Regions from separate parts of the Homo sapiens genome. Here region 2 is linked to region 1. The links are chromatin loops, found by intact Hi-C in ENCODE. Cell type or tissue: gastrocnemius medialis. All regions are shown on one strand. Links, peaks and the distances in the headings refer to the core of each region. The heading gives the core; the rest is flanking DNA. Region 1 overlaps STAC (SH3 and cysteine rich domain). Region 2 overlaps STAC (SH3 and cysteine rich domain).

Region 1 (17,044 bases), core at 4,230-12,229:
TTGGCAGGTGCCTGACTCCCTGCAGACCTGCCCTCATGAGGCAGTCAGGTGGAATACCCCATACTGCAGTGCCTGAGGCCCGCTCTGCCCAAGACCACCACAGACAAACCGAGGAAGGAAGAGGATAATTACAGAGGTTCTGTGAGGTGAGTCAGAGCCACTGCCGGAGCTGCCCTTCTTTGTCCTCTGGGCCAGGGAGGTGCCGAAGCGGAGGGTCTCGTAGACAGGGTCCACCTTATTGCCACAGGCTGCAACAGAAGAGAAAGTTCATCTGAGGAAGCTCATCTGAGAGGACCCAGCCAACTGCCTACCACATCTCCTGGGTGAACAGCGCCTGAGAAGCAGGCTCTGTGCAGAGGAACTTAGCCTCTGGGTAGACAGGGCTTTCATGGCCAAGTGTTCCTCACAGATGCACCCCCACCCAGCATGCTCCCATTTGCAGGTCCTGCCATGTACCAGCTAGTACTCTGCTCCCGAATTCTTCCTGATTGAATTTCCTCTTTCGTTATTCCTCTCTGATTTCCAGGTTCTTGCAGGGATCAGCTTTATCTCCTCTACTGGGAGGCTGTGCTCACCAAGGTACAAAGACTTGAGACACAAAGTTTGCAGTAGGAGGCAACTGTTTTAGAAATAACTTGTCACTACTGGGCTTCATTAATTTCTAATTAAAAGCTTTCTAACTTATAAATTTCTAGTTTAAAACTTGCCCCCCCTAAAAAAAGCAAAAATAGATGTCGAGATTTTCAGAGAGAGAAAAAAAATAATAGAAGTAAACTGAAAGATATTGTTAGAGAAGAATCCAAGCCAAAGCTATCAATAAATAGAGGGCATCTTTTGATCTGCATTAGAGAATAATATATTCACTGAGCTCCTACTAAGCATGGGTGAATAACCTATATTTATTTTTTATAGCAATTATGAAAAGCAGCAATTGCTGTTCTCATTTTGTGGGGGTTGACAGGTCAAGTAACTTGTTCAAAGACACACAGTTGTCAATAGGGAGCTGGGCTTAGAGCCTGGTCTGGGGGAAGCCATTCTCCGTGTTCTTTCCACTCCACCATGCTGCTGATGGTGGAATTACTAATCAGTAGCCTTTGGGATTTAGGTGTTTTCTGAGCTTCATCAGGGAGAGGATGAAAATTCCTGGAGAATTTGGTCCACTTTATGTTTCCCTTCCAGCAAAACACACAGTCATACCCCAAATAGCCACCAAACAAACACACAGAGATACCCCACGGGTTTTGCAGCCATGGGAGGACAGTAGCCATTAATGTTAACTTTGCTGCTTCAAACTCAACTCAACCCATCAATGTCCCAACTCACCAATGGGCATAACTTCTTTAATGCAGCCAAACTGTTCATGAATGAGCAAGGGGGAGCTGTAGTAACGCCGAAACCCCTTTGGCTGGAGAGAGAATGAGGAAGGCAAGGGGTTAATGTCACTGGAGATGGAGAAAACCATACAAGAGCTCCCTAAATAAAACCAATTGGTTTCTCCAGGAGCACCCTCCTGTCTCCCATTAACATGCCGACTTATCCTATAATTCCACAATTTAATCCCAGCAGGGACACAGAGGCAGGGAGGAATAGTGGCAACTAGCAAGTTACACTCTATCCAGAAAACAAGGTCCTGGCCCTGGCCTCCCCAGTCGTGTCTGTCCTCCTCCTGCAGTGCACTGCAGCCTCCTTTGCATCCCAGATCCTCATTGCCTCCTGGATTACAAGTGGACTGCCACATATTATTTCACCACAGTTTGTTATTGTGGTTTGTTAAAATAATATAAATAAAAGGCCTGGGCATGGGTAAGTGGACCTCAGAGGGAGGCCTAAAAGCTCCTGTATATCTGAAGAGCTTTAGCCAGAATCATTTGCTCTGTAATCTGGATTCTATTCTCTGTTTTTCTGACCTCTCCTTCATGGTCTGTCTTGGCTTATGGGAATCACCACTGGAGAAGGAGAAGGGGAAGCAGGGGAGGCAGAGGTTTGAGAAAAGAGACATTGCAAATCAGAGTAAATAGATAAACTAAGAACCTGGACTTGACTGTACTCCATTACTGGATGGGAACTTGGTGGCCCAGTCCCTTCTAGAATTCCAGAATCCTGTCTAATGTTCCTGGAAAGTGGTGTCCCTTGTCGTTACACTGTCAGTGATGGGAGGGGGTGAAGGAGCATTCACTAACCCTGGAAGCAAGACATTATCTTTTATTGTTAAGACTTAGTATCCACTGATCTTAGGTCTTTCCCCAGGAGCCTCAAAGGACAATGGAGTTACTCTTCTAAATTTTAGGTCTAAAATTGTTGAAGACAGCTGTTGATGTCCTGTCTAATTATTCTCTAGGGTAGACATTCTTCGTCCTTTCTACAATTCTTTGGCCATCCTAGTTTCAAACACCCTCAAATGCGCTCTGGATTGCTTTTTGAAAAAAAATTTTTGAGACAGGTTCTCACTGTCACCCAAGCTAGAGTACAGTTGCGCAATAATGGCTTACTGAAACCTCTGCCTTCTGGGCTCAAGCGATCCTCTAATCTCAGCCTCCTGAGTAGCTGGAACTACAGGCACACACCACCACACTCAGCTAATTTTTAAATTTTTGTAGAGACAGGGTCATGCCATGTTGCCCAGGCTGGTCTCGAACTCCTGGGCTTAAGGGATCAACCCACCTTGGTGTCCAAAGTGTTGGGATTATAGGCGTGAGCCATTGTGCCTGGCTTGAATTGCCTCTTAATCAATATGTGGCACCAGGACTGAAGCCCATCCTCCTGAGATGGTATGATCAGCCATCTCAAGGGCCATTCAATCTCCCTTGGTTTGGGAGATTCTGTTAAAGTGGTGCAGATATTTATTACTCTCTCCTCTTTTGTGGGGGCTTAGCTCTTGTCCTCTCTTGCTACCCACTGAGCTGACCACCAAGGAAGCACTAGAGTGACCAACCATTAGTTTGCCTGGGACTTAGGGGGTTCCTGAGATGCATGACTTTCACTTTTAAAACCTGAACAGACCCAGGATGTGGGACTTTCAGTATTAAAACTGAGAAAGTGCCAACCTGGGAGAAGTTGGTCACTCTGTTAATGACCCTGACTCCCTTTCAAGGTGGGGCATTGTTGATTGGGTTGACAAAGCCCTTGTCCTTGTTTTCTGATTACGCCAATTAGGAAGCCAAGCTGGCAGCCAGTTCTGGGGTGCTTTGCTCAGGGTTTCAGGGAAGGATTTTGGAGGGGGTGATCTCACTGCAGCAGGCAAGTGCCCTAGCAGAGAGGTGTGGGCCTCACTCCTGGCACAAGCCCTTACCAGCTTGCCCATGCACCGCTGGGGTGCCAGGCCATCTGTGCACTTGTGGTGGATGCTCATCTTACAGGCTTTGCAGCGCAGTCCATGCTTAGCATTTGTTCCTGTCAGGTACATGGCAAACTTTGGTTAGGATACAACCTGCCATTTCCTGCTGATTAGTCTAAAATCACAGAAAATGAGGTTCCCCAGGTAATTCTTTCCTACAACTTTTTCATGAAGCTTTCAAAATAGAAAAAAAATATATATGGTAGATTCTTTTGCTTTCTCCTGCATTTTCTACCTAAGGTATACACTCTGGTTTATCTCCATCTTTCCTATTCACTACTCCAGGAACTCTAAGCCTCCTCCATGCCCTTTGTTCTCTCAATTCAAGCTAGTGAATTCCATTTTCTTTGCTTTTCATGTAGGTTACTCAATTCTACTTTTCTGTGTCTTACTGAGTAGTGCAAGTCCCGAAATTTGATGTATTTTCTTCTGTATTTCTATCACAGGAACTGAGCCGTTGGATAAATTCTCAGGAAAATGACTGATTAAGGGGGAAGGGCAGGTCTGTGTGAGAGTGGGGCTGACAGTCTTCTAAAGAAGGGGAGAGAGGACTCAATCAGATGCCAACCCCAGCCTGGGGAAAGAGGAAGAAGATGCGAATGATAATGAAATTGTGGCTGCGGTGAGTCACTTAGCTTCTTGGGACAGGGTGCTATCATGGAGTGAGAAGAAAGAAGGCTGAGAAGAAAAGGCAGAGAGCCATCCTGGTATCTTCATGCACAAAGGCCCAAGGCAGGAGCACTGGAGAGGAACTGGGAGGCCTAATAAGAGGGCAGGGTGTGGGGGCTTCAGGAAGATGGCAGGTGCTGCACACCGGTGTTCATTATTTCAGAAAGTGGCTGGATAAAGCTTAAGACGGATGTTAAAATGGGTGTGTTCTGCCTTCATCTAGTCACAGACAAGAGAATGCCATCTGCTCTGATATCCCAAAGTAAGATGGTAGGTTCCCAGGCAAGTCTCAAAAAGGTGCCAAAATGTATTTTTGCCACTCTTAGATGACCAAGCATCTCATGTATTAGAAAAGAGGAAGAAAGGTGAGGTAGTGGAGAGAGTATTTCTTTGCAGAGTTGTTGAGGCACTATCAGTCTTATCCCTCCTCCTTTACCATGATGAGAAGGATGGGGTGTGCTCTGTTGTCTCCTCAGTCCTGAGAGGGTTTCAAGGAGACTATTTTAACAGCTTGACCTATGTGAGTCTGTGGGACATATGGCTGTGGCCATACCCATTCTTGGAAAAAACTAAAAATAAGAGACGTGGGTGGCCAGGGGTCCTGTCAGCCTACTGAGGAGACAGCTGTGTGAACAAGGCCTGCACTCCAAAAGATTGTTAGGAAAAGGGTTGGTGAGTCCAACAAGTATGTGATTCTCATGGATCAGATATGGATTATGTAGAATGCTATGCAAGATGACAACCTGGAGAGACAACAGGATTTCAACAAAGTAAGTCTCTTTAGAGGGGAGATACAGGAATGAATATGTCCAGGTAGTATGAGACATGAAGTCAAGATACCCCACTGTACAGCACAGCCATCCACAGACCCAAAGTGAGGATGTCCCAAGATTACAAAATCCACCCTCTTCTCTACAATTGCTTCACCATCTAGCCAGTCTCACTGCTTCATCTCTTTTTGTCCTCCTCCAACTCAATGTGTGTGCAGTGGTGGGGTAATGTTTTAAAAATGTAATCAAATCATCTCTATTTCTTGCTTAAACATCTTTCAGCAGGTTCTCTCTGCCTTTCTGATGTATTATAAGGTGCTCATCATACTGGCGAGGCTCTGCAGGCTTTGGGAGCCCACCTTTAACTTAATCTCAGGCCAATCCCTCCATGCTTTAGCCATGTGGTCTTCTTATAGTTCCTTGAATACTCGAGCTCTTTAATTCCTCAGCTCTCTACACATGCTGCTTCATATGCTTGGAATGCTGTTTCCATCACTCTTCAGTTGGCTAGCAACCCCTCAGTCTGTGGATCTCTTGGCATTTCAATGAAGCTTTCTTGAAAACATTTCCCACCCCTGTCTAAATTATCCTTTTCCTCTTACTTTTTCTCCCAACACTCTGTGGTTATCTTTCACATCATTTATCACAATTATTATTTATTTGAAAGTTTGTTTTAGTCTGCCTTTCCCTCTGGACCATGAACTCAATGAGGCTAAGGACTGTGTCTGTTAATTTGCCTCGATATTCCCAGCTCTTGAGCATGATGCCTGATGAAAACATTTTTCATGGTCACTCATGAACTGAAGCAGTGGTGGCTGGTTTGAGATAATTCGTGGAAGTTGATTAATCAACGATGCATAAATAGTATTCAAGAGCTGAAAGGGGGAACTTGAAGATCTATTTGTATTATTTCATTTCAAAGATGAGATACCTAAGGGTCCAAGTGGTAGAAGATTTGCCCCAGGTTGGAGAAGGTCCTGCCTAGTTTCACTCTTTCATTGCTTGTCCTAAATATTTCCTCCTTTTATTTGGGTTGTTTAACCTACATGAAGATGACGTTGGGGCTAACTGGATGATAAAATAAGGGGGGGTAAGAACCTGGCATGCAACCTGGAAAAGCAACAGGCAAACCTCTGAATGAGAAAAGAGTTTAAAACCCTTCAGGAGGTATGTTACCTGAAAACTTTCTTCAGGATGGCATCATTTAACATGATGTGTGTCTGCTGTCATAATCACTTCACAGAAAGTTGAAGTGACACATAAACACACTATAAATTATTGGGCATGTATGCTTGTTTATAAATACTCATTGAAAAGTCCCTTTTCCTTTTTGAGAATAACTACTTAGCTGAAAGACTGCTATGTTTTTAAAAGACTGGACTTTGAAAGCAATTACTTACTTTTCGTTTTCAAATTAGAGAATGCTATTTGTGCTCTATGTGGGAATTTAAGTAAAAGCTTCAAAGAGGAAGTTATTTCATTGTGTGCTGGACTCTGAAATAGCATCATTATATGTTAAAATATATATATTTTATTCAGACCCAAACACCATGATTTCAGTTTCCTTGTCTGTTCTTATACATGTAGTACACTGTTTGTATGAACCAGACTACCAGCAATTATTTGGTTTCTGATGTTTCAATGTCCACTCTGGAATAACAAGAATGATTGAAGAGGAAAGCTTGTGTTCTGCAGCTCAGAGAATAGTTCAAAGGAATAATTCACATCACAGCAGTGGCATTAGTTTATTGTAGCAAGATATGGAGAAGCCATGGTCTGACTTGTTTTATCACTAGTGATCCCCATCACAAAGTCATTGCTGCAAGTGACCCTTATGCCTGAGTAGAGTAGGAAAAAACATAGTTTTAAATTTGAATCTGTCTCAGTCTGGCTCTTTAAATTTAAGAAAACTACTAGTATTTCTGGAACCTCAGCTAAATCATTAAATGGGACTAGTACTACCTACTCTCAGAGTTGCTAATAGAATAGTATGATAATTTATGCAAAAGGATTGCATGGGTTTAAATACCTGGAAACAAAGATGCCACTGAACTTTGGGTAAACAATGGTGGACTGTTCATATAAATTTCCCACTTAGTCCTACCAACACCCTACTAAAATTACAGTCCAGGAATTTAAAAACAAAGCATATACTCTGAAGAACAAAGTTATTGGGAGAAATAGCAAGAGTAGATGAGAGTTTAACATATATTTGGAAGATAAAAGGCAAGTGGAGATACGGTAAGCAACTTAATAGATGATAGGAAGATTGAATTTCTCAGTAGCAACTTGGAAACTAGAAGAAGATGAAATTTCAGAAGCTGTTAAAATTTTCTGAGAAAAAAAAAGATTTGCAACCCAGAATTTTATACCCAGCCAAATTATTAACATGTATGAAGGTAGAATAAAGATATTTTCCAATCTTGAGGGGTTCAGAATATTTACTTTACACATACGTTTTCTTAGGAAATTTCTAGAGAATATGACTCAGAAAAATGAGAGACTAAATCAAGACAGAGGAAAATATCAGATCCAGTACATAACAGAAGAACTGACAACTGACACTGAGGAAAGGTAAGCGGTATCCCACTATGATAACTCTGTAGTACCTGTACACTGGAGCGTCAAAAGAAGTAAGGCAGCAGACTTGGAAAAAAATAGCACTTAAAAGTTTATTGATAGCCAGACACAGTGGTTCATGTGTATAATCCCAGGACTTTGGGAGGCCAAGATGGGTGGAGGCCAGGAGTTTGAGGCCAGGAGTTAGAGACCAGTCTGGGCAACATGGTGAAACTCCATCTCTACTACAAATTCAAAAACTAGCCGGGTGCGGTGGTTCATGCCTGTAATCCCAGCACTTTGGGAAGCTGAGGTGGGCAGATCACTTGAGGTCAGGAGTTTGAAACCAGCCTGGCCAAAAAACCCATCTCTACTAAATATTCAAAAATTAGCCGGGCATCGTTACGTGTGCCTGTAGTCCCAGTTACTCGGGAGACTGAGGCATGAGAATCACTTGAACCCAGGAGACAGAGGCTGCAGTGAGCTGAGATTGTGCCACTGCACTCCTGCCTCAGTGACGGAGTGAGATTCCGTCTCAATAAAATAAGTAAATAAATAAATAAAAGTTTATTGATACCTTTGAGTATATGATATGTCATTTGACAAATCTGTGAAGGCATATGAAAAAAATAATTATAGATACATGAAATGTTTAGGAAGTAAAAAAGGCAATTTTTAATTTGAGGAAAAATAAAATATGTTTAAGATTGTAAGAAATGTACAATACTTGAATCAGAAGTTAACAATAGTCACAATAGGGCATAAATTGGCCATGTATCACAAAATTGTGATAAAACTCTTGGGAAGATGGAAGTAAGGGAGCAAAGATTGTGATATGACTCTTTGTGGAAGGTGACAACAAGGAAGAAAGAAACAAAGGGTGTTGCTGGAGATGTGAGAGCTCAACCCTCATCTTCTGTAGCAGGAGGCCAACAAAATCAATAAACAGCAGCAGAAGCACAGCATTTAGGAATGCTGAAATAAATGACAGAAGAAGCAATGAAAGAGGACAAAAGTGGTTGCCTTTCAGACGCGAATCTGGGACGAGACAGTTTCTGTTGTAGAACTTTCAGTACTATCTGCCTTTAAACTATTCTCATGAACTACTGTCACAAAAAGCAGATTAAAAAATGAAGTCTCTGGAAACAGGGTCAAGTCATCCCTTGGAATGATGTGGCTCTTTGGATACGGAGATGTTGCGAAAACATGGGGCTAGCTCATCACATAAGTCATCAGTTCTTCCCGGGGCATTTGAAGTTCTGGGCTAAATTAAAACAGTTTTATGAGTTACAGCTGAAAATTATTAAAAATTTTAGTCACGATGTTCAAATAGAGTTTGGAATGGATCAATGTAATCCAATACAACACTGATTAGGAGGTAGGCAGTGGGCTCTTTTATGAGCGTGGTATCATTTACCACTATGCTTAAGCAAGCTGTCCACAGAGAGCCAAATATTGGAGCACAAAGACATCTGTACATAAATGTTGGAAGAAAATATTGAAAAGCTTTTCTCAGTGCTGGTGGCTGAACCTACTACACTAAATAGCATGCATCAACTTTTTTTTTTTAAAAAATGAAATTAATTACATATATCTGTAAAATAATTGGCTGGACTCATTTTGATAAGATTTTGCCATTGAAGCATTGCTTAATCCTCAATCCAATTTCATAAATGTCAGAGTTAAAGATAAAACAGGATAAAATGGTGATTTACTATTGAGATTACTTAACTACAAAAATAATTTGGAGAATGAGTAAACATAAACTTGTATAAGAAAAGAAATGTAATCAGTACAGTACTTAGATCAACAATGAACAACAGTTAAAATTCTTGTTAATAATTAGTCTGCTTCCAGATTACACAAGTATAAAATTAGTCCTATAATTTATTTGATGAAATTAGTATAAATTAGAGAAAAAAGACTCTTTACTATGATTTAAGAAAAAATTTTTTAAAAATCTGTAACTACATATATAGAAATGTCCATAAATATTACTTAGATTATATAAAGTATCTATAAGTGATTCTAAGGTAAATACAGGCAAGATAGTCCAAAGAATTTCTAGGCCTCTGCTTTTCCAGGTTTAGCTATTGGACTCCTCTCAACGTCCACCAGTACAGGGGCATGGCTCGGAGAGGAGGCTGTGAGGGATGCCTGCATCAAAAGTTGTGCAGAGCCCAGAGAAGGTCAAATGATCATGTCACAGAAGGGTCTTAAAGCTGGAGAGAGGAGAGCAAAAGCAATGGATAATTTTCAGTGCCAAGGCAGACAAGAGGAATTTAAGGGCTAAGGATGATGCAAACAGTAATAATGATGACAGAGTCAGTACTTTTAAACTAAAGGCTATAACAAAACTGGTGCTAGACAATAAAAACAGGCCTAATAATGCAGTTAGCTCTATTCATCAGCGGTTTGTCCTTGAATATACACTAACACAAGGAAGAAACAGAATCACATGGAGATCACTGAAGCAGGTCTCCACCATGCAACCCCTCCCTACTTTCCTTGCTTCATTTTCAACATGAAACCTTGGGTTCCTCCTTTGCTTTATCAGATCATTTATGGTTTCTGGTAAGGGTGGCTGGGTCACGCCTCTTGAGGGCGGCTCATGCTGCCTTCCCTGCCTTTCTTGTTTGACTGGTAAACAGTCTTACTTTCTATGAACCACCTCTAAGTACTTTCCAAAGCCTCCTGCACACACACCCTCCTTCCCTCCACAGGGAACCCACCACTCTTCTCTGTCCCCTCATCGTTCTCAGAGCACCTATTACAACAGGACATCTCCTCTTCTATTATGTGGGACTTGACATGAAATGGTGGTTTCTTTACCTCTGGGTCCCTGTGGTCAGTGAAGTGCTTGGTACAAAGTACATCACTGTCCATCAGGAAAGATTAGCCTACCCAGGCCTGGGCAGGACAAATGTCCAGGCCAAGAGAATACTGGGGCTTCGCCCCTTTAATTCTATGGAAAGACATGGACTTCTTTACGTGGCCCCTGACTCCTGGAGGCCTGCATGACCACCAGGTTCAAGTCTGCCTACAGGTCTTTATGTATGGGCTTCCAGCTGGCTAGCCTTGCTTTTTATTCCAATGTTCTAATGTGACTGCATCTAGAACTCTCCAACCTCCCAGGTACCCTGAAGTGCAGGCCAGATACTGTTCCATCAGACTCCTGCCTGACCTAGGATGCTGGCTGAAAGCTGATTCTGGGAGCCACTCTCTCTGTCTCTGCTACTGGCTCTTCATATCCTCCTACTCTCCTCAAAGTAGATGTTGAAATCTATCTGGACAAGAACTAAGTTAGCTGTGCCTCTTGACCTTTATAATTTTGCTTGTGGACTTCTCTCCCTATTAATAGCTTGTGTTGGCCTCTGCCTCCTCCTTATAGAATGAGTTTTCACCATGCCTCCCCGGGTGACCCACGACAGCCTCTGTGAATGCTTAGTTATCCTGACAGATGCTTCAGATTTCTGTTACTGCTTTTACCTCACATATATAACCCAGAAATGCCTGCCATCATATACCTAAACACATGTAATAATAGGAGTGTGGAAGCATAACAATTTAGCCATAGTTTCATGTAGTGATTCAATGCAAAGGCAACTGACTAAACACATAAATAATGGCCTGAATGATCACATGTTTGGAATATTGAGTTCCACAATCAAAGGAATGCATAAATTATACATCCTTAGTGCCATTATTGAAATCTGTGGCTTCAAAATCTAAGAAATCACGATGATTTGAAGAAGTCAATGCTCCATAGTAGAATTAAAAAAAAAAATAACATGATGTATTTTCATTACTTTCACATGCTACTTCTCTTTGATGTGAAGTAATGATGTGGAGACAATTTCTAAGATTCTGAAATCACACAAAGCTAGCTAAACCAAATGAAGCCACTGAGCATGATTTTTCCCCTTCTCATATAGACAAAGGGTAATTTGAAAGAAAAAAAATGAATTGAGGAAAAAATCAAACTAAGTTTGAAAGAGTTTGTCAGTGGATATACAAACACACATGCGTGCGCGCGCGCACACACACACACACGAGAAAAGCCATTGTATGAGAAGTCAGAAACTTGAATTTTCATCCTGATTCTACTTTTTTACTTCTGTATTCTTACATTTGAATAGGAAGGAAAAAAGGTAGGAAGGGATTAAAAATGATTGAACTCTTATGCACCATTAGGCAATTTCCTGGATGCTTCCTCGCTTTATTAATAAAAGAACATTACCTTTTATAGTTAAAATATTATTATAACAGGGAAGTAGGGATAATAGATAACTTCATTGGAAAGAATGAATAAATGTTGAGTTGGGATGGGTATATAATTCACTGGCTGTGGAGCTCATATTGAAACTTTTCTCTCCTCTTATGATCTCAGCAGTCTGTGTGGCATTTCCATTGCTTTATTTTTATAGGTTGTGTATGAAGGCCCAACAATATGCAGCTAGTGAGGACAGGAACAGGACTAGGGTCTGGGTCTACACAACTCTGAAGCCCAGCTCACTTCCCTTCTCCTCATTGCCTCTGCCAGCCATCTGCACGCTGAGAGATCTCTACTCTGTTCTGGTCTAGATTTCTTCCACTGAAAGTGAAAGGGCATCTGTGGGTCTCTCAACACTGTCTATGATAAAGATAAAATTAAAATATGTATATGTAACCATGGTCAATGAGGATGAAGTTGAGAGAGAAGTAGCAAGAGTTTGCAGGTGCCAAAAGTTTACCTTAGAAGATTCTGGGGCTGCAACTATCCTGGCCCAATACCCTCTTTGGAAGGGACATTTGTCTCTTTGGAAGAGAAATGTGATTCTCATCACATTTGTGATGGGTTACATATGGGGTCTCATAGTTGACAAATGTGAACAGGAATTTTCAGGGTGGCCAGCTGCTGTAGGGATGTGGGTACCCATAATAGATTCCTATAAGGTTCTACAGCCCACTATATATACTACAGCCCAGTATAGGCCTTTGAAAATATGTAGCATGCACACGCTATTGCTAAGCCCTCCAAGCTGGTGATTACATACACTATCACTAACATATTAGAAGTTAAAGGTGCAGATGCAGTAGCCAATGTAAGTGTATGCTGCTCTTTCTAGTTTTGTCACACACCTACCTATTCAGGGGCTTATTTTTGTTTTTTAAAATGATATTGATGAAAGTCCTTATTTAATAAAAACAATGTTCTCGGCTTTGTTGATTCTTTTAAAAGCTTCGAAGAGTGAAGCCAGGGTGACGAAGTTCAAATGTAGGAATACAGAAGTAAAAAAAGTAGGATAACAGTTTTACCAATTTTTAAAACCTCTATGTATAAATTATATTATATTTGGGTGTTCATATGTGAATATGTATGTGTATGTACATACATATATAGTTTATAAAGACACCATGGCGGAGTGGTAAAAGTCATGCTTAAGGCATCAACAAACTTAGGTAATAGTATTCAGCTCTGAGACTTTGAACCAGGCACTTGATCTCTGAGCCTCAGTCTGTGCATCTGAGAAAGGCTGTCATGAGCACAAAATGGGAAAATGAAGGGGCCGTCTCTTTGGAAAACATACATCTCCATGCAAAAGTAAGTGGTGTGATGGCTAGAGGGTGTATCATCTGCAATTCCCCATAGTGATTTTCCTGAGGTCATGATTTCCAGATTCTTTAGGCTGAACTGCACATAGCTAACTCAGGTATGTCACCTGTGATCAGGCATGACCTCAGATAAAGCACAGGCTATATGGTTTGCCTGTGCCCCCACCCAAATCTCAACTTGAATTGTATCTCCCAGAATTCCCATGTGTTGTGGGAAGGACCCAGGGGGAGGTAATTGAATCATGCAGCCGGTCTTTCCTGTGCTATTCTTGTGATAGTGAATAAGTCTCATGAGATCTGATGGGTTTATCAGGGGTTTCTGCTTTGGCTTCCTCCTCATTTTCTCTTGTTGCTGCCATGTAAGAAGTGCCTTTTGCCTCCCGCCATGATTCTGAGGCTTCTCCAGCCATGTGGAACTATAAGTCCAATTAAATCTCTTTTTGTTTCCAGTTTCAGGTATGTCTTTATCAGCAGCATGAAAACAGACTAATACAGTAAATTGGTACCAGTAGAGTGGGGCATTGCTGAAAAGATACCTGAAAATGTGGGAGTGACTTTGGAACTGCATAATAGGCAGAGGCTGGAACAGTTTGGAGGGCTCAGAAGAAGACAAGAAAAGGTGGGAAAGTTTGGAACTTCCTAAAGACTTGTTGAATGGCTTTGCCCAAAATGCTGATAGCGATATGGATAATAAGATCCAGGCTGAGGTGGTCTCAGGTGGAGATGAGGAACTTGTTGGGAACTGGAGCAAAGGTGACTTTTGTTATGTTTTAGCAAAGAGACTGGGTGGCATTTTGCCCCTGCCCTAGAGATCTGTGGAACTTTGAGCTTGAGAAAGATGATTTAGGGTATCTGGTGGAAGAAGTTTCTAAGCAGCAAAGCATTCAAGAGGTGACTTGGGTGCTGTTAAAAGCATTCAGTTTTAAAAGGGAAACAGCATCAAAGTTCAGAAAATGTGCAGCCGCACTATGCTATAGAAAAGAAAAACCCATTTTCTGGGGAGAAATTCAAGCTGGCTGTTGAAATTTGCTTAAGTAGCAAGGATCCCAGTGTTAATTCCCAAGACCATGGGGAAAATGTCTCCAGGGCATATCAGAGGTCTTCATGGCAGCCCCTCCCATCACAGGCCTGGAGGCACAGGAAGAAGAAGTGGTTTCGTGGGCCGGGCCCAGGGCCCCCACGCTAGGGACTTGGTGCCCTGTGTCCCAGTCACTCCAGCCATGGCTGAAAGGGGCCAATGTAGAGCTTGGGCTGTGGTTTCAGAGGGTGGAAGCCCCAAGCCGTGGCAGCTTCTATGTGGTGTTGAGCCTGTGGGTGCACAGAAGTCAAGAACTGAGGTTTGGGAACCTCCGCCTAGATTTCAGAAGATGTAGGGAAACGCCTGGATGTGCAGGCAAAAGTTTGCTGCAGGGGCGGGGCCCTTATGGAGAACCTCAGCCAGGGCAATGCAGAAGGGAAATGTGGGGTGGGAGACCCCACACAGAGTCCCACACAGAGTCCCTACTGGGGCACTGCCTAGTGGAGCTGTGAGAAGAGGGCCACCATCCTCAAGACTCCAGAATGGTAGATCCACTGACAGCTTGCACCGTGTGCCTGGAAAAGTAGCAGACACTGAATGCCAGCCTATGAAAGCAGCTGGGAGGGAGGGTGTACTCTGCATACCCACAGGGGCAGAGCTGCCCAAGACCATGGGAACCCACCTCTTGCATCAGCATGGCCTGGATATGAGACTTGGAGTCAAAGGAGATCATTTTGGAGCTTTAAAATTTGACAGCCCCACTGAATTTTGGACTTGCATGGGCCCTTAACTCCTTTGTTTTGGCCAATTTCTCCCATCTGGAACAGCTATATTTACCTAACACCTGTACCCCCATTATAGGAAGTAACTAGCTCCCTTTTGATTTTACAGGCTCATAGGCGGAAGGGACTTGCCTTGTCTCAGATGAGACTTTGAACTGTGGACTTTTGGGTTAATGCTGAAATGAGTGAAGACTTTGGGGGACTGTTGGGAAAGCATGATTGGTTTTGAAATGTGAGGACATGAGATTTGGAAGGGGTTAGGGGTGGAATGATATGGTTTGGCTGTGCTCACATCCAAATCTCAACTTGAATTGTATCTCCCAGAATTCCCATGTGTTGTGGGAGGGACCAAGTGGGAGGTAATTGAAACATGGGGGCTGGTCTTTCTCTTGCTATTCTTGTGATAGTGAATAAGTCTCACGAGAACTGATAGGTTTATCAGGGGTTTCTGCTTTTTCTTCCTCCTCATTCTCTCTTGCTGCTGCCATGTAAGAAGTGCCTTTTGCCTCCTGCCATGATTCTGAGGCTTCCCCAGCCATGTGGAACTGTAAGTCCAATTAAACCTCTTTTTCTTCCCAGTTTCGGGTATGTCTTTATCAGCATCATGAAAATGGACTAATACAACAGGTCTATAGACAGCACTCTACTCTCCACTATAAACAACTTCCAAATTCCTCCCTTATATCTTAATTTATAAGCAATTAAGTTGATCCTTGCTTTATAAAAGTTCACTTTAAACATAAAAGTAGGTAACGTGAAAATTTTTGCACCAAATCAAGAATTCTGGCCATACTTCATGAACTTCAAAATCTGGCAAGATCAGCCTCTTGGGAGAAATCATTGGCAGTCATTTTTGATAGCATTTAAAATGGGAGATTTTGAAGATGGCAGACAGGAGGCAGGACTAGCTTGCAGATCCCACTTGGGGAGACAGCAGCTTGTGCAGACTCACATCATGAACTTTTGCTCTAAGAACTACCACAGGAGCATACCAGGAAAGCTGAGAGAATCAATAGACCTTTCGAAGAAACTGGATCACTGCTACAGACTCCCTGACACATGAAAAACTGATGAAAGCTGATGTGCTCTTGAAGGTGCCACCTCCTGGCTGGAGGCCAACCAACACAAAACCAGTGCAATAAACAGAAACATAACCAAGGACTCAGAGTCCGCTTCACTCCCCAGCTACCTCCACTGGAGCCGGTGCTGGAATCCATAGCTGAAAGACCGAAGATGGATCACGTCACAGGACTCTTTCCAGATACTCCCCAGTACCAGCTTGGAGCCTGGTAGCTCTGCTGGCTGACTAGACTCAGAAAAGCAAAAATGATCACTACTGTTTGGCTTTCAGGAAGCCCCATTCCTAGGGGAAACAGGAGAATACCACATCAAGGGAGCACCCCGTGGGACAAAAGAATCTCACAGCAGCCCTTGAATCCTAAATCTCCCCTCTGACATAGTCTACTCAAATGAGAAAGAACCAGAAAAACAATTCTGGTAATATGACAAAACAAGGTTCTTTAACACCTCCAAAAGATCATACCAGCTCACTGGTAATGAATCTAAACCAAGATGAAATCTCTGAATTGCCAGAAAAAAAATTCAGGTCAATTATTAAGCTAATCAAGGAGGCACCAGAGAAAGGTTCACTCCAACTTAAAGAAATAAAAAACATGATACAGGATATGAATGCAAAATTGTTCAGTGAAATAGGTAGCATAAATGAAAAACAATCACAACTTCTGAAAATCAAGGACACTTAAAAAAATGCAAAATGCACTGGAAAGTCTTGACAATAGAATCAAACAAGCACAAGAAAGAATTTCAGAGCTTGAAGACAAGGCTTTCGAATTAACCCAATCCATCAAAGAAAAATAAAAAAAAATAAAAAAAAAATGAACAAAGACTCCAAGAAGTTTGGGACATCCAAACCTGAAAGTAATTGGGCTTCCCGGGGAAGAAGAGAAATCTACAAGTTTAGAAAGCATATTTGAGGGAATAATCAAGGAAAACTTCCCTGGCCTTGCTAGAGATCTAGACATCTGAATACAAGAAGCTCAAAGAACACCTGGGAAATTCATCACAAAAGATCATTGCCTGGGCACATTGTCATCAGTTTATGTAAAGTCAAGACAAAGGAAAGAATCCTTGAGTCAAAAACATCAGATAACCTATAAATGAAAACCTATCAGATTAACAGCAGATTTCTCAGCCCAAATCTTATAAGCTGGAAGGGATTAAGGTCCTATTTGTAGCCTCCTTAAACAGAACAATTATCAGCCAGTAATTTTTTATCCAGCAAAACTAAGCTTCATAA
Region 2 (17,044 bases), core at 5,785-13,784, 74 kb after region 1:
AACATTCAAATTCAGGAAATACAGAGAATGCCACAAAGATACTCCTTGAGAAGAGAAACTCCAAGACACATAATTGTCAGATTTACCAAAGTTGAAATGAAGGAAAAAATGTTAAGGGCAGCCAGAGAGAAAGGTCGGGTTACCCACAAAGGGTAGCCCATCAGACTAACAGCTGATCTCCTGGCAGAAACTCTACAAGCCAGAAGAGAGTGGGGGCCAATATTCAACATTCTTAAAGAAAAGAATTTTCAACCCAGAATTTCATATCCAGTCAAACTAAGCTTCATAAGTGAAAAAGAAATAAAATCCTTTACAGACAAGCAAATGCTGAGAGATTTTGTCACCACCAGCCCTGCCCTAAAAGAGCTCCTGAAGGAAGCATTAAACATGGAAAGGAGCAACTGGTACCAGCCACTGCAAAAGCATGCCAAATTGTAAAGACTATTGATGCTAGGAAGAAACTGCATCAACTAATGAGCAAAATAACCAGCTAACATCATAATGACAGGATCAAATTCACACATAACAATATTAACCTTAAATGTAAATGGGCTAAATGCTCCAATTAAAAGACACAGACTGGCAAATTGGATAAAGAGTCAAGACCCATCAGTGTGCTGTATTCGGGAAACCCATCTCACATGCAGAGACATACATAGGCTCAAAATAAAAGGATGCAGGAAGATCTACCAAGCAAATGGAAAACAAAAAAAAGCAGGGGTTGTAATCCTAGTCTCTGATAAAACAGACTTTAAACCAACAAAGATCAAAAGAGACAAAGAAGGCCATTACATAATGGTAAAGGGATCAATTCAACAGCAAGAGCTAACTATCCTAAATATATATGCACCCAATACAGGAACACCCAGATTCATAAAGTAAGTCCTTAGAGACCTACAAAGAGACCTAGACTCCCACACAATAATAATGGGAGACTTAACACCTCACTGTCAACATTAGACAGATCAATGAGACAGAAAGTTAACAAGGATATCCAGGAATTGAACTCAGCTCTGCACCAAGTGGACCTAATAGACATCTATAGAACCGTCCACCCCAAATCAACAGAATATACATTCGTCTCAGCACCACACTGCACCTATTCCAAAATTGACCACATAGTTGGAAGTAAAGCACTCCTCAGCAAATGTAAAAGAACAGAAATTATAACAAACTGTCTCTCAGACCACAGTGCAATCAAACTAGAACTCAGGATTAAGAAACTCACTCAAAACTGCTCAACTACATGGAAACTGAACAACCTGCTCCTGAATGACTACTGGGTACATAACGAAATGTATGCCTCACCACCCCAAATTTGTAAATTCCTTGTAGATTGGATTAAGTCTATTTAGAAAGAGGAGCAAAGATAGTGATATCCCAACCAGATTTTAAGACATACTGCAAAACCATAGGAATTAAAAAAATACGTAATATTTTAGGTAAAACCATATATATCAATGGAATTGAATCAAACATAGAGCCCTGAAACAGGTGAGTGAGTGTGTGTAGAATTTTGTGAGTATAAGAATGGTTTAGGATAATTGGATTCCTTTGTCTCTTCATGCCACACAGAAATTTACAGTTGAATTAAAAATCTAAATGTGAAAGAATAAAACTGACAAATGACAATGTAGAAGAATATCTTTGGCACTTTGTATGTTTCTTAAAGCAGTTCTCAGTCTTTTTTTCCCCCGAAAGGCTTTCTTTCCTCCCACTGCAGACTCTTTTAGTTGTATACCCAATTTCCAATTCCTACTTCTCTTTCCCTTTAAAAAAAAAACCTCTATTTTTCTTGGAACAGCAATGTATCCAGCTTTCCTTACAGCTAGAAATGGCCATGTGACAGTTTTGGCCAATGAAATGTACATCCAATGTAGATTTCTCGAGAGTTTTGCTTTCCTAATAAAAGAGAGAACATGATTGTCCCTCCCTTTCTTTCTTTCCTTCTTGTCCAGAACATAGGCGTAATGTCAAAAGCTACAGCAGCCCTCCTGCCATTTCAATGCAATAAGCAAGAGTACATAAACCAACCAGACAAGGTGGCTGAGCAAAGGAAGATCTTCATGACTTTGCTGAGTAGTTGAACTAAGACAGCCACTTCCCACCTCCAGACTTCTTGCTATGTAAGAAAAACAGACCCATATTTGCTTAAATTATTGTAAGTTAGGTTTTTCTGTCTGTTACTTTTAGTCAAAATTATCTTTAACTTGTACAGTTAATATATTTAACTGGTATAGCACATATATGCTATACTCCCATGGGCATATGTAGATTTTTGATAAATCCAAAATATTATTGTGAGAAGTTAAATCTGCAAAATTTTGAAATATCAGGAGACTGAGACTCAGAAAGGCCAAGTGACTGCCCCCAGTTACATGCTGATAGGAAGTGGTGGAGTCAGGAATTTAGGTTTCCTAAGACCTCAAAAGCCATGCTCGTGACCCACTCATATTGTCTCATGACAGGACATATGTGCTGCCTTCACAGCCTACAACCCTTGGTCTAATCTCCATTAGGGGACCTACAACCTGGGGACCTCTCATCATTGTCTCTTGAAGACCTCATCATGGAAGAACAGTCTCTCCTGGGCTTAGATGCTATGGTCTTAATTCCTATGGTGCAATTTGTTGGCAAAATACTCCCTGCCTTTCCTGAGCACTTCTTTTAAGAGTCAGTTTGGAACTTCTCCCACCAGCACTCTTTGATCCTGGTCATTTTCTCAAGCTGAGATGCAAATATATTCTGTGTGTTTGAGGAACATCAAGGAGTTGAGCTTCAATGACTGGAGCAGACTAGGAGAGGGAGAGGAGGAGGCAGAAGATACAGATAAAGTTACATATGCAGATTCTTGATAAGGACTCTAGATTTATTCTCAGTGTTATAGAACATCATTACTTGACTCTAAGAGACCTGACTATTAAAAAGATTTGTACTGACTTATGACTTATAGAAAGAACCAGCATTTCTATAGACAGAAGATGGCTTAGGCCAGGGGTATGGCAGTGGACATGGTAAGAAGTGGTATGTTCTGGAAATATTTTGAAGTTGTAGTCTACAGGATTTCTTAGTGGGTTGGATGTGGGGTTTGAGGAAAAGAGAGTAGCCAAGGATGAGTCCAGGTTTTTTGGTTTCTATAGTTGCCATTGGAGGGAGTGGCCATTTACTTAGATGATAGACAGTGTGAAGAAGCATGTCTGATACATGAAGGGGATAGATATTGGGCAGTTGCTTTTTATGGGTTAACTTTGTGTTGACTATTAGACATCCATGTGAAGATCTGGTATAAAGAGAGTTCAAATCCCGTAAATGTATAGTCCCAAACATCACACAAACTGATTGTATGAGCCAGAGGCCAGATGGCAAGGCACCAGATTGAACTAAGTGGATTATGAGACATATAATATTTGAAGATAAAGACAAAGATCAATCAGGAATTACAAACACCCTCAGATGTTAGTTTTTCAATTTCAATTTGCTGCTGAATACATCAATATGTTACCAAGAATATGGGTGTGTGTGTTTGGTTAATTGTCTCAGCCTGAGTAAATGTACTTATTTAATATAGACAGCAAAAAGAACGGATATCCTTTAAGCTTTTCTCCAAAACAAACAGAAAATATCCAAACACGCATATAAATACAGTCAGCATGTAGCACGGCAACCTGATCAATGGCAGTGGGCCCTGGGGAGCTGTTTGCCCAAAATGGTCAAGCTGCTGGGATCCAAATTTTGGTTCTGATTCTAATAGTTCTATTAGCCTCTTTGTTGAATGGAAAACGTAGGCTGTTGAGATAATTTAAAGAAAGAATCCTCATAAAGCTCTTAGCACAGAGTCTAGGCACAGTATCAACCCAATAAACATTAGTTAGCTATTATTACTTACATTCACAGAGCATGGGATATAGACACACATACCCACGAAACACATAACTTAACACTCGTGCACTGATAAGCATATGAGCAGGCGAACACACACTAGTAAATCTATATATATAGTAATATGTACACAAATACACAGAAAATGCGTTACATTTTCTTATTCCCTCACTTCCTGTCTCACCTGCCTTTGTAATGATAACATTTCTTTTTAATGCTTTTCAAGAATGGAAAGATTTTTCTTGTAAGAGCTGGCTGTTACTACTGATGCCTGCCATGGCTCACAGTGGGATGAATGACAAATTCAGCAAATCACTTTCTCTAAAAATAGGCCACTCCAGATGATCTTTGGCTTAGATTCTCATTTCCATACACCTTTAAAAGAAAATAAAAACTCCATTCTTGTAGAGACCTACTGCTAACCTATTCCAAGCAATATGACTTGATGAACATGAACAAATCTCCTCTCAAGGTCTGCAAAATGCCCTAGCTTTCCCTCATCTGTTTATTGGATTTACATAAATAGAAATATAAGGCTGACGGATTTCTCTAGACACTGCCAGTAGAATGTTCATTCTGTTTGGCTTTATGGAGCCACTTACCTGAAATATATTACCTTGATAATTTAATGCATGACTTGCCTCCTCTATTTTTCCCCAAGATGCACGTGGATGGATGGAGTGGATACAAGATATCTTCAAGTCAGTGTCACTGTGCAGAATCATTTGTGTTGCTCTCAGCACTACAGGCCAACTAAACTTTTGATGGACATGATTCCTCAAGAGTTCATTTGGTTTTCTGGGTCAAGAACCACTCAGTTCACGTCATCCATAGGGCTGGGATGCATGGTTATGGCAAAAATAAAACAACAACGAAAACAAGCAAACCTCACTGAGAATGCATTTTTATATTGGGAATATCGACTGTTGACCCAATGCTAATGGAGCCTGAGCATGAATTCTATTTACCTCCTTACAACCTTGTTAAGCATAAATCAACAAAATTCTGATTTGGACTACTCTGCTCCACTGATTTGGATTGGAAAGGGGCATTCAATCAAGCTTTTAATATCAACTCATTAACAGCTTCTCTCAAGTCTGTCACTGGCACACTTACTCTGTGTTTTCAAACTGGATAATGCTAAATCTGGAAGACTATAGAAAATATGTCAAACCCACGTTTATATACTTCTAGATGCTGTTCAGGAAAATCAGGGGCAATTGATTTTGCAAATTTCATGTTTGTGACCTTGACTTCAATCCTTTACCAGAGGCAGCTTCTGTCTACTTTGTTGCTGGTGTTATCATTATCATCATCATCATTAATGTTTCCCACTATATTATGTGAAGTAAGGGTACCACAATATTTTGCATAATTTTGCTGTGCTCTGTGGAGGGTATCACAATTAAAAATTGATACACCATCCACCCAATCATTTAGGTGTTTACAACTGGAGGTATATGAAACCAAGTTTCAACCTGGTCTAAACAATATTGTTTGATACAACAAGAGGTCTTAATGCAGAGAGACTCTAGGGACAGTTAGTTCAGCAGCAGAATGACATCACTAAGGACTCAGGTTCTCTCCATTCTTTTACTTTGCCTTCCTCATTCCAGCCTTAAATCTGGCTTCTCTCATGGTCAAACAATGGCTGCCTGTTTGCAACTATTCAGAAGCAGAAGAATGATGGCATTTTCTCTTGTATGTGTTCTAATCAGTCTAGAAAACCTTTTCCAGGAGCCTCACCATTAGATTTCCTTCAGGTCTCATCGGCCAGAATTGTAACAACCATGATTGCTTAAACCAATCAGGATTTGCATCTTTGATGTTTGGACTGAGAATATGGTAATATGGAGTAGAGTGGATATCAGAGCAATACTAGCATTTTATTAGAAAGGAAAAAGAGGAATAAGTGGCTTTGGGGTAGGCAAACAATAGGGTCTCCTAAACATACAGAGACCCCTGGTGGAGAATGACAATAACTGGGCTAGTGGTAGGAGTAGGAGGAGATGAGCAGAAAGAAGGGTATAAGAAGAGGAGGAAGAAGACAACAAAGACTTAAGGGAGCAGGAGTACATAGTCCCCTCCCCTAAAGTGTGGGCAGGGCCTATGGAGAGGATGGGATAGTAACTCCCTTGATTAGCTTACATCGTATGGGAAAAGTGATGGGATAGTCACTGTGATGATTGCTACGTTGTTATTGTATACAAGAGTCCACCCTGGCTGACTGGAGTGAGACTATCCTGTTGTCCTTGAAGAAGTAAGCTTCTAGGTTGTGAGAGGAGGGGGGCCATGTGGCAAGGGCCTACAGTGGCCTCTAGTTACTGAGCACATTCCTGGACTGTGGTTAACATGAAAACTGGGACCTCAGACATACAGCTGCAAGGAAGTGAATTCTTCCAACAAGCAGTGAACTTGGAAGAGGACTCCAAGCCTCAGATGAGATTGAAATCCTGACACCTCAATTCCCACCTCATAAGATACTAAGGGAGAATCCAGCTAACCTATACCCAGACTTGTAACAAACAAAAACTGTGAGATAACAACTTTGTGTTGCTTTAAGCTGCTAAATTGGTGGTGTTTTTGTTATATGGCAATAGAAAATTAATACACCCACTTTGGACTGTTGGATGAATGAGAAATAAACTTCTTCTTTGTGCTAAACCACTGAACTTTGGAGGTTAATAGCGTCTAGTGTTACCTTAGCTAAATACAATGTCATTAACAAAGTGGCTCATATAAAAGCATTAAAAGCCCCATCAAATGTGCAGTGACTGGTGCCTCTGGAAATCTTGCTTTGGAGACAATCTTCTGGGGCTGGCCCAAAGCATGGCTCTACCTGCTAATGAAATGGAATTCTGAATGGCTATGACAAATTAGTCATCATCCTTAAATTTTGGCACTTCTCATTTATGGGATCTGGCTTCTACCAATTAATTAGGATCTGGGCCAGAAATATAAAGCATGATACCTCTGAGATCCACCAGGATTGTCTGTCATATTTACGCAGCAGGAAAGGCCTTGTGTTTCTGGCAGGTGCTAAAGGTTTATCTATTTTTTTTTGGTTTGTTTGTTTCTTGTTTTGTTTTGATAAGACAAGCACTACTAACATCTGGCCTACTCATAAAGGGAAGACGGACATAATTCAGCCTTTTTCAGCCTTAAAGTAAAACATAACTTTTTGAATAGACCTACTGGCTCCCACTTAAGTGAACATATAGTATGTGCCAGGTAATGTGCTATTAGTCTACATACGCTTTTCCATTTAATGTTTACTACAACCCTAGAAAGGAAGTAATAGGTCTCATTTTGTTGATGAGGAACGTGAATTTAGAGCGGTTAATCCATTTGCCCAAGATCATACCTTTTGAGTGGCAGAGCCAAGAATGAAACCCAAGTCCATGTGATTCATTCATCCATACATTAATTCATTGATTATTCCTCTAAAACTTAATTTCCAGGCAATAGTGAATATTGTGTAAGATAATAGAGCAGGAGTTGGTAAACTTTTTCTGTAAAGTGCTAGCCAGTAACTGTTTCAGGCTTTCAGGTCAACATAGTCTGTCACTACTACTCAACTCTGCATTATAATATGAAAATAACCATAAACAATGTGTGAATGAATGAACATGGCTGTGTTTCAATGAAAGTTTATTTACAAAACAGGCAGTGGGCTGGATTTCTCCTGCAGACTGTAGCTTGCTCAGCTCTGGTCTAGAGGGAAGACTGACACATTATAACACATGCTGGTAAGTGCAGAGAACGGTCACGCAGCGGGAGCTGTGGTGCACAGCCCAGATCACCAGCCTTATTCCCTTGCTGTTGAAGCATTGTTGGCTGCAGGTTCGCAGTGAATGGGGCAGCCTCAATCAAGACCATGTCCTTTCCTTGGAGGCACAGCTGGTAGATGTGAGAGTATAGGCCCCATGCTCTTTTGCCAATTTGGAACAACTCTGATGGACCACTCCAGCTTCAGAGCTCCTCATGCAATAGACCAAGGCCTTTGCTGTAACTGCACTGCAGTTTAACATCTCCCTTAGCCCATTCTCACTTTCCCTGGTGTCTTCCAGGGCCTGTTCCCAAAAGTGCCTCTCAGAAACTACCTGCATGTGATTCTCCATCTCAGAGTCTGTGCAGCGAAGCAGACCTAAGCAGGCCATTTAACCCAGGCTGCTGGGTGGGGAGGGGGCTGAGGGTTGAAGAGAAAGGTTTCCTGATCAAAGTTGTGTCTTAAAGCACTACTGGGACCATGCTAATAGAGGGGGCAAGAAGTAGGGGAAATACGAAACAGTCTTCTGGTCAGAAGGAAGAGATCTGCTAGTTGTTGTGGCTCATGCGTATAATCCCAGAACTTTGGGAGGCTGAGGCATGAGAATTGCTTGAATCCAGGAGTTCAAGACCATCCTGGGCAACAAAGTGAGACCCCATCTCTACAAAATAAAAACTAAAAAGCAGTCGGGCATGGTGGCATGCGCCTGTAGTCCCAGCTACTTGGGAGGCTGAAGCAGTAATTGCTTGAGCCCAGGCATTTGGAGGCTGCAGTGCGCTATAATCATGTTACTGCACTCCAACCTGGATGACAGAGCAAAACTCTTGTCTCTAAAAGAAGAAAGAAGAGATCTGGTTAGAAGGGCAAAGAAATGGAAGCAAGAAACACATGATGGATTCAGTAGTTCACAGTTGCTGAACTGTCATGTGTGGCTGGGGATTTAGCTATATCATATATGGAGCTGACGGGGAGGCAAGGGTTAGATCATGCAGGGTCTTTAAATAGCGATCAGTTGTGTATCTGGGGATGGAGTAACTGCCAAGCGACAGCCCTAGATGATGAAGGAGATCCTTCTCCACCTTCCTACCATAAAATTGGAGGTACAGTGCTGGGAGAAGCTTTCACTGGGGAGGGCTGCAGGAAGCTGTGTGTCTTCGGGAACTCCTGGCCTCAGTGACTCATCAGACAGAGAAGCTGTGAACACCCTCATAATACAAGGGAGCATGATTATCACAGCTCAAGGTTTCAGAGCACATGGTGGAGGGTTGGAACACTTGGGGAGTGTGGCACAGTAAGTCAGGGGTAGCAAGCTCAGGTAGGAATGGAGATAAAGCTGAAGAGAGAATTGGTGGCTGAGGGGTTTGCATTCGGGTTTAAGCATGGGTGGCCCCAAGGTGAGGCCAGCAGCTTGGTGCAAGCCTCCTTCTTCATTGAGGGCGACCCTGCTGGCACAGGGATCTCCTGAAGCTCAACTACAACCTGAAAACACTGTCCTTTCCTATTTCATAGTTTTAAAGTAAACAAGAATCGTATGATATTTTAAATTTTTCAGATAATATATTAGGATGGCACAAAAGTAATGTGGTTTTGCCATTTAAAGTGATGACAAAAACTACAATTACTTTTGCACCAACCTAATAGATGCATTTATAATAAAGAATATATAATAGCTGTATATTATATAATTTATAATATCATCAATCTTTGTATTCTATACACAAACAATTGGTAACAGTTTGGTGCGTATAATTCCAGAAACATTTCTGTGAACTTACTAACATATATTTACTTTTATTTAAAAACATCTATCATCTATTTACCAATTTTTATATATTTTTTACATGAATGTGTACACATGTTGTTTTGTGACTTTCTTTGTTCATGTCAGATTATAGGCATATTCATAACAAATTTTAATAATATTTTTCCATGCTGTGGGATATAGTATATTGTACTTAATCATTATAATTATGATACTGATAGAAATTTGAGGCCTTACTAATTTTTGCTGTTATAAATACTGCTGCATGAACATTATCATACATATGAGTATTTATATACATGAGCATAATATGATGTAAACTAAGATTTGTGGGTGCTATTATCAGCTGGTAATTGTGCTAAGTGCTTTGCATGTATTATCTCATTTAATTCTCACAATTACCCTTTGAAATAGGTTTCATTATGATCCCAATACTACACGGGAAGAGAATGTGCCTTAGAAAGTTTAAGTAATCTGCCATTAATTTCCTCAGAAGAATGGTAGACTGAATTTGTCAATTTGCATTTTAAAAAAGACTTGTTGGTATATGATTGGAATCAACTTGAGCTTACATATTTATTTAGGGTGATTGACATCTTTACAATATTGAGTCTTCTCATCTAAATGTCATGTTTTTCCATTTGTTTAGATCTCCTTATTTGTTTTTCCATAATGCTTGCATGTTTTTTCACATAGGACCTACATATTTCTTGTTAGAGATATTCATAGGTGTGTCATAGGTATTGTTGGTGTAAAGGAATTTAATGGAATTTGTGTTTTGTATTTTGAGCTTGTAGCATACAGAGTTGTGTTACAAGATAAAATATAAAATACCTTTCAAGTCAGAGTCACTGTGCAAAATTGCTTTGTTAGTGCTTTATCCAGGATTTAATTTCTATCTATGCTCTTTTGGGAGACATGTTGATGACTTGTTTTTTTCAGAGTCATTCAAATGACTCAGTATTGGATTCCAGATTCCAGAATGAATAGACTTTCTGCTCAGAATCTGAAACCATGGCACCCTTGACTTTTACTCTCAGTTTGATGCCCCTCTGAGTTTCATCATGATAAGGTCACCTGTTTCTTAATTTCTGGAAATATTAAGGATTTTATCTATTTTTGTAGTTTATAAATGTCACATGATTTTACTAATTGTGTATGCAGAATTCTTTCCATTTTATTTTTCATTTTTTCACATATCATTTTTACATTTTTTGCTTTTACTGTGTGGCACTTCTATTTTACTTTCATTGCTCATTCCTTATTGAGTCCTTTCAATTTGAACATATAACTTTTTTTCTACTGAATTTTTAAAATTTTTTTCTATTAAAAAATTTTCCACTAAAATGGAGGTGAAGAGATAATTAAAAATAAAAATAGAAGAAAATTGAGAATTAAAAAAAAACAAACTGTTTTTTTCCCAGTGGAGATGACTGACTGGTTGACCTGTGTCAACTTTCAATATTTCAAGACCTTTCTTTTATTAATTATCTGTCGTTTGTTCTATGTATTGGGAGATTTTCCAACTTTATCTTTCATTTATCTGATTCAGTCTTCAGAATTGTTCATTCTATTTTTCAGGCCTTGCATTGATTGTTTTTAAATTACTTATTGTAACTGACAAAAAAATTAGACAGAAATCTGATTTTTCCAAAAAATTCATTCCTAGGCATTGATTGTACCTTTTTAAAAGAAATAAAAAACAGTTCCTTTGAAATGGTCACAATACTTCTTGAATCTCTCTGAAGATATCAATTAGAAAGTTTTCAAGGCTAGCCATAATCCTTGTGTTACGTCTTATTTCTCTGGGTTAGCTGTTTGGTTTGTGCACAGTGGTCCTTTTGGTTTATGCTTTAGTTGTCTGTTCATATTTAAGGGTGAATAACTAGCTTGATCATATGGGTAGCTAGAATGAGTTTCCTCTGCAGATAAGACTCTGAGTAGATAATTCCCCTGAATCCATCTGAGGTGGGAAGACGGACAGGCCAACTTTGCTTTAGGATACGTGGGTGGGATCAAGCAGGCAGGATGGAGACTCCCACAAATGCCAATGTATGGAGGCTTTTACTCTGGAATTTGAATGTTTTCATTTATACTCCTTCTTATTATTCCTGTATAGAGCTGCCTTCTGTTTATTATTATTATTTTCTTGCAGTTTACAACTTTTGAAGTCTAGAATTATCTTGGACTCTGTTCCCTTGCCTAGCCCTTAAATCCATTTTGGGTGACTTCCTAGGCTAATGTTAGATGTTGTTTAGACAGAAATCTTGAGCCTTTAGCATTGAGCAAGTTAACTAAGTGCTGTAAGCTTCTAGCTCTGCATCTGTAGAGTGGGCACAAAACCAAGGCTTCTTTGAGAGGGTTGTTGTGATGATTAAACAGAATAATGCATACAAGATCGTATGTAGTAACTGTCCAGCACATGCTCACCTTCCTTCTTCCTCACCGCCCTCTTTCTCCCCATCTTCTTCCTCGCTCTTCCCTTCCCTTTTCCCTTCCTTCCTTCTTCTTCCCCTCCATGTCTTGTTTCTACTTTTATTATTATCATTATACCAGGATTTGGACCATTTTCTAATTATCTTATTCATTACATTATTCACTCTTTCTTTGGCTTTGTAGGGAATAGAAGTTAAAAACATATGTAAGAGCTTTTCCTACAAGCCAATACTGCTTCAGGAATATGAATGTGGAAAAGTTTAAAACAAAAACAAACAAACAAACAAACAGGGACTTAGAGTCAGAAATGAATCTCAGTGTAGACATATCAGGCATGTGACCATGGGCAAGCGGCTTTACTTTTCTCAGCCTCCACCTCTATAGTTTTGTCATCTGTGAAATGAGACTAAATAAAATGATGTACCTAAATCACCTTGCACAGCAAGTCCAAGTGAAATGTCCATCCCCTTTCCCCTTCCCTTTCTCTTGTTCTGCCAAACTGTGCCATGATGATCATGCTGCAGACCTGCTTCGTGGATGAGATCTGTGTGTGGGTACATGGGGCCCAGCACTTAGATGGACCCCAAGTTTGGTTTAGTGCTTTTTGCTATTGCTGTCTTGAATTTCTTCAAAATGTTTGAGCAAGGAGCTCCGATTTCCCTTTGCACTGGGCCCCGCAAATTATATATCTGGCTCTGCCTTCTGTGATTCAATTCATTAAACAATTCATATTTCTGTCTTGCTAGTAGACAGGGAGGAAGCAGGTTCCCAGGTGCCCAAGGACAGCAGCTGGGGAATCCTGTCTATGGCTGCAGCTCTTCCAGTGTGATTTCTACCCAAGTTCCTAAAGCAGCCAGTGCGGGCTTCCTTGGGTTCCCTGCAGCATTTCTAACTATAGTTCCAATTTGACACACTGGTTATTTTCTATCGAGGTCCTTAAGGTAGCTTTCTGCAAGGTTTTGGAAATAAAGCAACTCATTGCCTTTTTGTTAATGACTTTTAAAAGAATGAGCATTTTACTGAGCATAAGAAACCCTCTAAGAATATACTGGAAAAGGCAGGCTCATGCTGTGGATGAACAAGAGTGTGTCCTTCAATGTGAAATCCCTGCCAAGGAAATGCATAGCTGGGAGGTTCCCTTTGCCTCTTTCATGACCTGGCTGACCATCTGTTCCTTTATTTCCAGAAGGAATGGAGACTCTTTTCCACAAAAAGTGACTCCAAAATGTAAACATAGGTACATTTTTAGAGGCTTGACTCCTGAGTAGTTTCAAAATAAACACAAAACATTATAGGGAGGTTTCAGTGAGCTAATCTCAGCCATATGAAGCCGACATCCTTTGCCTTCTTTAACCAAGTCCACAGCTGGGGAAGAAGGGATGGTGTATGAAAGGTTGGACTAACCCATTATGGTCCTGGCACTTTCCTCCTTGCTACATGAATTAATTCTGGCCATCCATGGAGTGACAGAGGCTATAATCGGAGCCCTTTCATATGAAGGGAATATCTACAGACAAGCCTGGGTCAAGAGAACACTTGCACGTAATTATGGTCAAAGCAATAAACAAATAGGATGGATATCACAGGCACTCAGAGTAGGTATTTACTTCTATGGCAGTGGTGCTCAAAGTCTGGTCTCTGTATTACTAGCACGAGCATCAGCAGAAACTTGTCAGAACTGCAAAATCTCAGCTCTCTCCCAGTACCTACCAGATCAGAAACTCTGGGGATGAAGTCCAATAATCTGTGTTTCAATTGGCCCTCTAGGTGATTCTGATGCACTTCAGTTTGCAGCCAACTGCTCTATAACATTCTTGAAGGTCATTATAGAATGTCCCAACCCAGCGTATAGGTCTAAATATTCTGTCTTGTGGATTTTGCTTGTAGTATGTGTGTGTTATTGCGAGAATAATTCAAGCTCTGTGAGCCTCAGTTCCCTCAACCCTAAAATCATGGGGTTATCTGTGATGATTTCAAATGTTCCTTTACATTATATTTTCAGTGAAATGAGATTCAGAATGCTCCATTAAGGCTCTCGAATAGTTATATAACACGTGGACAAATGACCATTTGACAGTAGCTGAGCAGCAAGTGCTGTGTGTCTATTTATATATTTCTATCTCTGTATCTATCCATTTATCTCTCTATTATCTATCTGAATCTGAAACATAGTAGCCCAGGTTTGGGAGTCAGGTGACCTGAATTTGACAACGAACTACTTATCCTGTGTGAAACTGAGAAACTCGCAGGGGATGAGACATTGAAAGCAAAGTGTTTAGTGCTGGGTCTTGAGCAGGAAAGCTTCCACAGGTCACTCACTATTACTTTACTGCTTGTACCTCTTTCGACCGGGGCATCAACCCACCCCCTTTTAAGTACTTTAATCCTTTCTTTCCATTTATTAATTTCCTTCAGTGTTTTCCAAAGCACTTGCACATGAGTGCCTCCATTTTGCCTGGGGCTGCCTAAGTCGTAGAATTAGCAGTGGCTGGTCAAAGCTGGCTTAACCTTGAGGCACAATCCAGGTTGACTCCAGATCTGGGCTTTGATTTATCTATGACTTCAGTGTCAGTTGGGAGACCATTTTAAAAAACTGAATGTATATGAGTCAATTTAATTGAAATTTTTCCAAGATTCTCGAGTAAGTTACCCTAGAGCCATGGTTTTTTAATAAATTGAGTTATTTTAGATTGAAGGATGGCCATATGAGGGGACAAGATCACTAAGGCTGTCTTAGGAGAGCAGGGCAGCTGGGCCACCTGTCCTCCATCACTCAGCACTTTAAATTGGCCAAATGAAATCTTGCCAAGTGCTATCCCTCCCCTCCAAATGGTGTTTTCTGAGAGGAAACACCCTCCCTGAAAATCTATAGTTCACACTTTCTGCTATGTTACTCAGTGTCGTGCTAGGGGTAACCACCCAGTTCCTAGGGCCAAAAGCCCTTATAGACTTATGTCAGGTGTCTATCAACCCATTGTCAAATGCAGCACTCTTCTTTTGAAGCAAAAATTGTAATAAAATTCCGAATATTGGAGCATGGAAAAGGGAAACGACTGCTCTGGCTAAAGAGGCACAGACAGGAACCCACTGTAGAGGGTGCTGTGGGTGCCCAATCCAGACCCTCCCTGTTGGGGCCCTTGCCCTGTCTCCCAGTGGCTTTGGCAGGCAGATCTCTCTTCCTTTAGAGAATCACCCTCAACTAATGGGAACTGTCCCCTTTGGGAGATTGTACTCCCCTCCCTCTTCCATTTCTAGAGCCAAAGACTAGCTGACACAAAGTTAAAAAAAAAGTCCTGCCATATTTCCTTAAGGGAGGGGCAACTCTGGTGCACTCTGTACCCCATGTGGGTCAGGCCAAGGTAAGACTTCACGTGAGACCACATTCTTGTTCAGCCCTCTCTCCTGCTGTATCCTACCTAGGGTTTTCTCCTGACAGCACACCTTCCATGAATTATATGCTTCTGAACCTCAGGCTCTGCTTTTTAGAGACCTCAACTAGAGGTGAGGAATAAGGGATGATAGAAAATCTGAACTCAATACCTTCCACAGCAACAGCAACCTGTATGTCAGAAGGAGGCTCCTTCAAGTCAGATGATATGATCTGATGGGTGACTGTTTTCTTCCCTCCCTCCCTTCCTTCTCTCTTTTCTTTCTTTCTCTCTTTCTTTCTTTCTTTCTTTTCTTTCTTTCTTTCTTTCCTTCCTTCCTTCCTTTCTTTCTCTTTCTTTCTTTCTTTCTCTCTCTTTTTCTCTTCCTTCCCTCCTTCCTTTCTTCCTTCCTTCCTTCCTTCCTTCCTTCCTTCCTTCCTTCCCTCTCTCTTTCTCTTTACCTCTCTTTCTTTCTTTCTCTCTCTTTCTTTTTCTCTTCCTTCCCTCCTTCCTTTCTTCCTTCCCTCCTTCCTTCCTTCCTTCCTTCCTTCCTTCCTTCCTTCCTTCCTTCCTTCCTTCCTTCCTTCCCTCTCTCTTTCTCTTTACCTCTCTTTCTTTCTTTCTCTCTTTCTTTTCTTTCTTTCTTTCTTTCTTTCTTTCTTTCTTTCTTTCTTTCTTTCTTGCTTTCTTTCTTTCTTTCTTTCTTTTTTAACATACCTTCATAGATGGCAGTAAAATAGTCTTACTACAAAGCTCATAAACTGGCAGGTAACATTTTAGTCTGACCATCAGGGGATGAGGTCAAATTGCTGCTCTCTTCATGAGCTTCCTTCTGTTTCACAGCTGCTGCCCAGAGTCTGGGAACCAGATGCACGGGCTCAGAGAGCTAGATTCAGGCTCTTCATTTAGCTGTCCAACCAGGCTATGGACAAACTTACCAGTGAAGGTCCAATTGAGAGCCAGGAAAGATCCTGCCATGGAGCTAGATGGCTTGGCATTTTGCTCTTGGCTCCTCAGACACAAGTTTTAAATATCTCCCATCATCAACACTATAATGTATTACAAATTGAGCTTAGGTTTTTTTTTTTTTGCTGCCTGCTGCATGCAAAAGTCATCCTATCGGCAATCTATGAAATAAACTTTGCCAAAATAATCCTAACCACAAGAACGAACAAAGAAATAACATATGAAACAACTTATATTGCTTTTTCAGACAAGCTCATAAAATCCTTGAAATTCTAAGAGCACTTGGGTGATCCAAAGTGGATTGAAGTTATTCCTCCTGGAAGGAAGATTTTTCACAATGATTAAATATCTGCACAATTTGGAGGCTTCAGTAGTCTGAGTGGTGGTCTGACATGAGGCCTCTTGATTTTACATCATGTTCTTTCTTGTATTCATGGGAAGAAGCATAAACTGTATGCTTTATTTTTGTAAACTGGATTTTTCTTCTTTTGCTATTTTTTTGGTCTCATGCAACATATTCATGACACATTTATTTTGATCATTTTCACTTACAGTATATATAACTGAATAGAAGAGATAGTGCCCAATATGGCAGCTTAAAAAGATCCACTCAGATATTTACAATAATGAAATCTTATATTTGAGAATTTATTTCTTCAATGTTAATTAGAAGGTCAGATCCATCGAAAATAATGACCAGTAAACTGATCAACACATTAAGCAACCAGCAAAAATGTATTAATTAAATAAGTCAGTACCAGCAACTTTAGCTTAATTGATTTGTCTTCTAAACAAGAGTTAAGAAATTTCAAATCTATCAGGAACTCAGTATCTGACAAAAAGACTTATAGGAAACATAACCAA

Evidence for each region. Hi-C counts contacts between places; a loop is a spot of excess contacts. Peaks named below come from ENCODE experiments on the same cell type or tissue, not always from the same donor. Only the 100,000 strongest peaks of a DNase experiment are listed, where the experiment ranks them.
Region 2: a loop joins it to region 1, with 2.2 times the contacts of the local background. A loop is called at or near these places in 1 of 110 quality-filtered maps.

What each region holds. Positions count from the first base shown.
Region 1 is chr3:36,469,338-36,486,381 of GRCh38, reverse strand. It overlaps STAC (SH3 and cysteine rich domain), which reads right to left. Exons shown (of 11, transcript NM_003149.3): 3 at 3,290-3,390; 4 at 1,324-1,405; 5 at 133-248. Among named protein-coding and RNA genes, the nearest start is that of STAC, 97 kb to the right of the region's middle. In gastrocnemius medialis, for the core only: no CTCF peak of the experiment used is centred there; a DNase peak (open chromatin) is centred at 8,521.
Region 2 is chr3:36,397,173-36,414,216 of GRCh38, reverse strand. The region is part of intron 1 of STAC (SH3 and cysteine rich domain); the gene reads right to left. The region is part of intron 2 of LOC124906227 (a long non-coding RNA gene); the gene reads left to right. Among named protein-coding and RNA genes, the nearest start is that of STAC, 25 kb to the right of the region's middle. RefSeq lists an enhancer at 15,198-15,698. In gastrocnemius medialis, for the core only: no CTCF peak of the experiment used is centred there; no DNase peak of the experiment used is centred there.